Regions from separate parts of the Homo sapiens genome. Here region 1 is linked to region 2. Evidence: chromatin contacts called from ENCODE Hi-C or POLR2A ChIA-PET data. All regions are on one chromosome and are shown on one strand. The core of a region is the stretch at or near the end of the contact, and the rest is flanking DNA. Distances in the headings are between cores, read along the strand shown. Region 1 overlaps RUBCNL (rubicon like autophagy enhancer). Region 2 has its middle 47 kb from the start of LINC02341.

Region 1 (3,342 bases), core at 73-2,572, 4.0 Mb before region 2:
GTGTAGAAACCAAGAGAGTTCATTTTTGTTGGGGGCTGGGCTAGGTTGCTAATAATCTGAAGCACCATGAAGGATTCTGACCTAATCAAGGCATAAGGAAATGATGTGTGTGTGTGTGTAGAAAATTTGGAACTGTGCCAGGCACAAAGTAAATGTCATATAAGCATTAGTTATGAATTGATGAGGAGGAAGGTGTCAGAAGATGAATGCTGTAGAGAAGGCTATGGGGCAGTACATGGAGAGAGTGGTTATCTGTAGAGATGTGGTTTTGTCATAGGTGATGGGAAAGGTCTCAGTTTGAAGGTGATGGGTAAGGTCTTCATTTGAATAAAGATCCACAAGAGAGTATGGGTAGAGGGGCATAGAGGTGTCCAGGTAGCAGATAAGGAGGTCAGATAGGCAACCTAGGGACTCCTGGACAGATGTAGCAAATTGAAGGTTTTTAGAAAACTTAAACGGGAATTTTTTAATGGAAAATTTCAAACTTAAACATAGAATAGTACAATGAACAACCTTCTCCCTTCTCCCAGCTTCGGCAGTTATCAACATGGCCAGTTGTGCTTCATCCATGTTGCCCACTGGCATTATTTTAAAGCAAATTTAAGAAATTCTACCAATTATTTCTATTTATCGTCCCCACTGACATTCTATCAGTTATTTCTAAATACTTCTGTATATATATTTCTAAAAAATAGGCACTTAAAACATAACCACAATACTTAACTTTTTTTACCTTGTTTATCATCTGTAAATCTTGGCCTTAGAGCCTTCTTGCAGCACTGGTTGAAAGATAAGCATGGATAGGCCAGGCGCGGTGGCTCATGCCTGTAATCCCAGCACTTTGGGAGGCTGAGGCGGGTGGATCACTAGGTCAGGAGATCGAGACTAGCCTGGCCAACATAGCGAAACCCAGTCTCTACTAAAAATACAAAAAAAATTAGCCGGGCATGGTGGTGGGCGCCTGTAATCCCAGCTACTTGGGAGGTTAAGGCAAGGAGAATCGCCTGAACCTGGGAGGCAGAGGTTGCAGTGAACTGAGATCATGCCACTGCACTCCAGCCTCGGTGACAAGAGCGAAACTTTGTCTCAAAAAAGAAGATAATCTTGGATGTCTGGATTCCTTAGGGTAGGGTCTGACAGTAGGTGCTCAATTGCTAGTGGTCATCTGTTGTCTTTACCAGCCCTTGATTTTTTTTTTTCTTTTCCTTTTCTAGATAGTTCTATCATGACAATTTCACTTTTACTTCCTCTTTCTTCTCCTTACCTATTTTTGACACATTTATTCAGTATTTCCCGTATCTACTCTCTACTTCTCCTTTTAACTTTCTCCTATCCTTTCAGTATTTTTGTTCACAGCCTGGTGTGTAGCTTGTGCTCTTTTGATCCCTGTAGCCCATGAAATACAGCTCCCTTTAGTTCTAGATCTTTTTGAAGGGAGATGAGCATTTCCTATTCTTATTTTTTAAAAAATACTGTTACTGAGATTGAGATAGAATTTACATGCCAAATGCTTCACTGATTTAAAGTGTACAAGTCTAGCCAGGCATGGTGGCTCTTGCCTATAATCCCAGCACTTTGGGAGGCTGAACTGGGAGGATTGCTTGAGGCCAGGAGTTTGAGACCAACCTGAGCAACATAGTGAGGTCTTTCCTCTACAAAAATAAAAAATTGGCCAGATATGGTGGCACACCTGTGGTCCTAGCTGCTCTAAAGGCTGAGACAATAGGATCACTAGAGCCCGGGAGGTCAAGGCTGCAGTGAGCCATGATCATGCCACTGCACTCTAGCCTGAGCAACAGAGGCCGAGGCGGGCAGATCACCTGAGGTCAGGAGTTCGAGACCAGCCTGACAAACATGGAGAAACCCTGTCTCTACTAAAAATACAAAAATTGCCGGGCGTGGTGGCGCATGCCTGTAATCCCAGCTACTCTGGAGGCTGAGGCAGAAGAATCACTTGAACCCAGGAGGCAGAGGTTGCAGTGAGCCGAGATCGCACCATTACGCTCCAGCCTGGGCAACAAGAGCGAAACTCCGTCTCGAAAACCGAAAAAAGAAAAGGAAAAAAAGTGTACAAGTCAGTGATTTTCAGTGTATTCACAAATATATGCCATCATTACCACAGTTGATTTTATAACATTTTCATCACCTCAAAAAGAAACCTGGTACCCTTTAGCTGTTCCCATCCCACCACCCTAAGCAACCACGAATCTCCTTTCTATTTCAATGGATTTGCCTATTCTGGACATTTTATATATATATATATATGAAATGTCTTTTGTTTCTGGCTTTTTTCACTTAGCATAGTCATTTCAGTGCTCATCCATGTCAGAGCATAAATTAGTACTTCATTTCTAATGATGGTTGAATAACATTTCATTGTACGGATATAGCACACTTTGTTAATTCATCAATTGATGGTCATTTCATTTGTTTCCACTTTTTGGCTATTATGAATAGTGCTGCTAGAAATATTCGGGCACAAGTTTTTGTGTGAATGTGTGTTCTCATTTCTCTTGGGTATATATATCCAGGAGTAGAATTATTAGATTAAATGGTAACTGTATATTTAGTATTTGAGGAACTGTCAGACCATTTTTCCAATATGGCTTTCCATTTTATTTGCCCAAACATGGAAATCTAGCCATTTTTCAAGTGCAGCTGCCTACCTTTACTTTGGGTAAATTTCTGTATTAATATTTTTTCACTGTCTTAGTTATCAAATTCTGTTGCATGTAAATCTGGTTTTTTTTAATATATGTAAAGTTTTTAGGTAGAATGTTAATTTAGTGGTGGTCCCCAAAGTGGAGGGCATTTACCTTTAAGTGTAAGATGATTCATTGGAAAGAAAGAACAAAATTCTATTTTTACATATGCTGTATGTATCCTAATGTATTAGCATAGCTGTACACATGTAAGGTGTATAAATTAATATTCTTATATTAGATCTGTGTGGTGCAAAGTTTTTTTATACAAGTATGAATAATAATAAAATTTTGTGAACAATTGTCCAGAGGCATGAAATCAAATATACCTATGTAGGTCTTAATCCTATATTTTATGACATGTCTGATGGGAAAGTTCTTAAAATTACTTTGCTAATGAAATTGAAAATAGCCTGCTAATTTCAGCCCACACGGAATGTGTGAAATACCAGTGGAAACAGCTTTGGATCAGGTTCAGACTTTTGTTTTTGTCCTACTTCTGCTAATTACTAATGGCGAGACTTTGGGTAAGTCCCCTAATGGTCTCCATTTCAGTTCTCAACTTGGCATAATAACACCTGAAATTTTGCAAATTATAACTTTGCAGAATGAGACTGGGAAGGGCGTCATATGCAGCGAC
Region 2 (3,173 bases), core at 263-2,762:
CCTGGGACCTCCCACTAGACACCAGTGGTACAAACCCCCTTCCCATTGTTGTGAAAACCAAAAATGTCTCCAGACATTGTCAAACCTCCCCTGAGATTCAAGCCACTCCTGGTGGAGGACTGATCTATTGTAGCCATTTCTTTTTCTCCTCTTCTTGGATATTCTGTTTCAAGTATTATACAAATCTGGAGATTCCTTAGAGATATGTATTATGAATCCTGAGCATCATCAGGGTAACAAGAAATAAGGCCAAATTTATTGGGGGAGGGTGGCTGGTGCACCTCTGATTATGATTTGGTAGGGCTATTTTGTCAAATCTGGCCTGTAGAAAGAAGTCTCTATAGTAGGACAAGACCAAAGAAAAGACTAAAAATGTCAAGACGGTGGTTTCTGCTGAGTCAGAAGCCCAGGCCTCTCTTCCCAAGATTTCACCTCCTGGACACTGGTCACTAGCTAGGATCAACACAGGCAAGGAGTTATTTCTATCTCCAGTAGGATTGACTATTTTAAATGATTTGCGGATTCAGCCATTTCATAGCAAACAAATCCCACATCACAAAAACCACCAGGGAAATTGCCACTAATGAGTATGCTTGTTAACGACCTTAGTAAAGAAGGCAAGAAGGCAGTGGCTGAAACGGCTGGGCCCCAGAACTGTGGTCTCCCCTCTGAAGCTGGCCTCACACCCTGAGGCTGAGGTTAGTGTGAGAAGACAGTGTGACCTCTCACTTCCTACGCACCTCCCTCCTGGAGAACCATCTCAGGACCTCAGGATTGGCCTCTGGATCTCACCAACTAGTGCCCATGACTTTCATGGGTGTAAAAATAAAATTATGGTGGTAAAGCTCATGGGGTCATCCCATCTACTAAGAATCTGAAAGACTGATGGGTCATGCTTTGTGGCCCAAAACCACAATCTAGTCTGATGGTTCCATTGCCTCTGCCATCTGATATGATATCACACGGAGGGAAGAGGCAGAGCCTAGGAATAAGGCAGCCTGGAGCCAGATTATGGAGGGCTCCATGCCAAAAATACTAAATATAGATTATTTCTGGACTCATAAACTTCCCATGCCAAGAAGTCATTTTCTCTGATGTTTGTGGGGGAAGCATGGACATGGTATTGAAGACACCAGTGATTTAGTTAAATCACAGGAAACTCCTATAATCCCTGTGCTACTAGAATTCCCAGCAATACGTTTATGTAAGTAACTATAACATGAGATAATAAAAAGCTACCTAGAGAGAAGAAGAAGAAGCCCAAAACTCTTCAAGTCTCTTTAGAAGCAAAGGAAGTACTTTTCTGATGCAAAGCTTCGTAGCAGATATAGTAACACTTTCCGTTTCCACTTTCTGAATTACTCATCTCACTATTTACCATCCCAGAGTTACCAAGGGTAACAGTGAGACAAAAATGTACCCCCACTGGGACTAAAAAGGAAGTCTGGGTTGTATTTCACACCTGCTCCCTCTCCTTCAGCTCTGCATTGGGTGACAGATGCAAAACTCCTTCAGATTTGACTAAAGGTAACCCACACTCCTGGAGTTTGAGTGAATACCCACAAGCCACAGGCTAAATATGTCAGAGGGAGTTTTATAGGGGTTCCCACAGCTTCCCCATTTCCTTCCAGCTAAGTAACATGGTGCCCAGGGTTCTTTTGGTGCAGTGCAGCTTGGAGATTTGATATACGCAAAGGGGTGCATCTGTTTCCAGAAGGGCATAGTTAGCTGCCATTGGCCATCATGCTCGACACAAACTACTCCGCGTTCACATCATCACAATTTACATTATCTTCTATATCATTTTCTGTGACACATTAAATTCCCCATGCAAAAGCCATTTTCCTATCTCTTTCCTTTGCTAGAAAAAGAAGTCAATAATGACCACATTGCTTAGTGCTTACAATAGTTTTATTGCTTTTGTACTAGGTTATGATAGACACTGCACAGACATTTTAATTCCATTTAACAAAAATAAAACAGAAATACAACTTTCAAAATGAAATTGAGTACTGGCTAGGCACAGTGACTCACGTGTGTAATCCCAACTCTTTGGGAGGTCAAGAGCAGGGAGTTCAAAACCGGCTTGGGCAACATAGTAAGACCCAATTTCTACAAAAATAGAAAATTAGCTTGGCATGGTGGCATGCTCCTACAGTCCTAGCTACTCAGGAGACTAAGGCAGGAGGATTCATTGAGCACAGATGTTCGAGGCTGCAGTGAGCAAGGATGGGACGTACTGTATTCCAGCCTGGGCAACAGAGCTAGACCCTGTCTCAAGAAAGAAAGACAAAGGGGGTGGGGGGAGGAAGGAAGGAGGGGAAGGAAGGAAAAAAGGAAGGAGGGAAGGAAGGGAGGGAGGGAGGGAACCAAGTACCAGTGCTGAGGACATGTAATATACTAAAAGAGCCTATAATGTGAATTTGAACTTTGTCTGCCACCTTGAAAAAGAGTAATAGAGAAGTCTTTTTTTTTTTTTTAACATATGCTGTGTCTCACAAGCCCTTCATCCAATGGGAAAACAGCAAGTGTGGAAAATTTAGAACACATCTAGTATTAGGGCATAGCCCAAGTTGCTGTAGCAAAGTTACACAAAACACAGTGCCTCAAGCAGAATGGAAAAATATTTCCTTTTAACAGAGGAGCACATAGGTTGTGGGTAAGGCAAGGCCAAGAAGCTGACTCTGCTCCATGAGGTCCTCCAGGGACCCAGGATCATCTTCTGTTTTTAAAAAAAATTAAATCTAATTTCTATAGAGCCAAATACACTTTTCCAAGTGTTTCCACTTGTTGCCCTAGCAACATTCCCTAGAATGTTGCTCTTATCTGCAGCACCTCCTCTTTATTCTGCCCCAAAGGAAGGGTAAAAGAGAGTACAGAGCAATCAGTTTCTTTTTAAAGGGTATTAGCAAGAAGTTGCAACTCACATCCCATTGGCCAGAATTTAATCACATATCTAGCTTAAGTTACCCCAGGAAAAGGAGTTTGTGTGCCCAATTAGAACTTGGAAGATTATAATACAAAAAGGATAAAGGGGGAAATGAATACGATTACTATATGCCACAACATCAAAATCTTTACAAAGCTTGGGGATTGGATTCTTTTCTAATATCTTTCAACAAATGAGAATATAGTACTGGAACGCAATTTGCAAACAACACAGCAAAAGTTTC

Evidence for each region. Hi-C counts contacts between places; a loop is a spot of excess contacts on that map. ChIA-PET counts read pairs that join two places held with the same protein, here RNA polymerase II (POLR2A). Pooled maps may share reads with other maps.
Region 1: a pooled map shows a loop between it and region 2 (7-fold over the local background). The contact joins two enhancer-like sites. A Hi-C loop is called at or near these places in 1 of 37 single-sample maps with no recorded cell type and 1 of 50 pooled maps. POLR2A ChIA-PET finds 5 or more read pairs at or near these places in 1 of 52 experiments (T-cell).

Annotation. Positions count from the first base shown.
Region 1 is chr13:46,380,296-46,383,637 of GRCh38, reverse strand. All of the region lies in intron 1 of RUBCNL (rubicon like autophagy enhancer), which reads left to right. Among named protein-coding and RNA genes, the nearest start is that of RUBCNL, 5.3 kb to the left of the region's middle. RefSeq lists an enhancer at 1,161-1,210. Within about 2 kb of position 1,322, at least 4 of the 41 ENCODE cell types and tissues checked have a DNase peak (open chromatin) inside an H3K27ac peak, as active enhancers do.
Region 2 is chr13:42,376,155-42,379,327 of GRCh38, reverse strand. No RefSeq gene overlaps it. Among named protein-coding and RNA genes, the nearest start is that of LINC02341, 47 kb to the left of the region's middle. RefSeq lists an enhancer at 1,240-1,319. Within about 2 kb of position 1,512, at least 5 of the 41 ENCODE cell types and tissues checked have a DNase peak (open chromatin) inside an H3K27ac peak, as active enhancers do.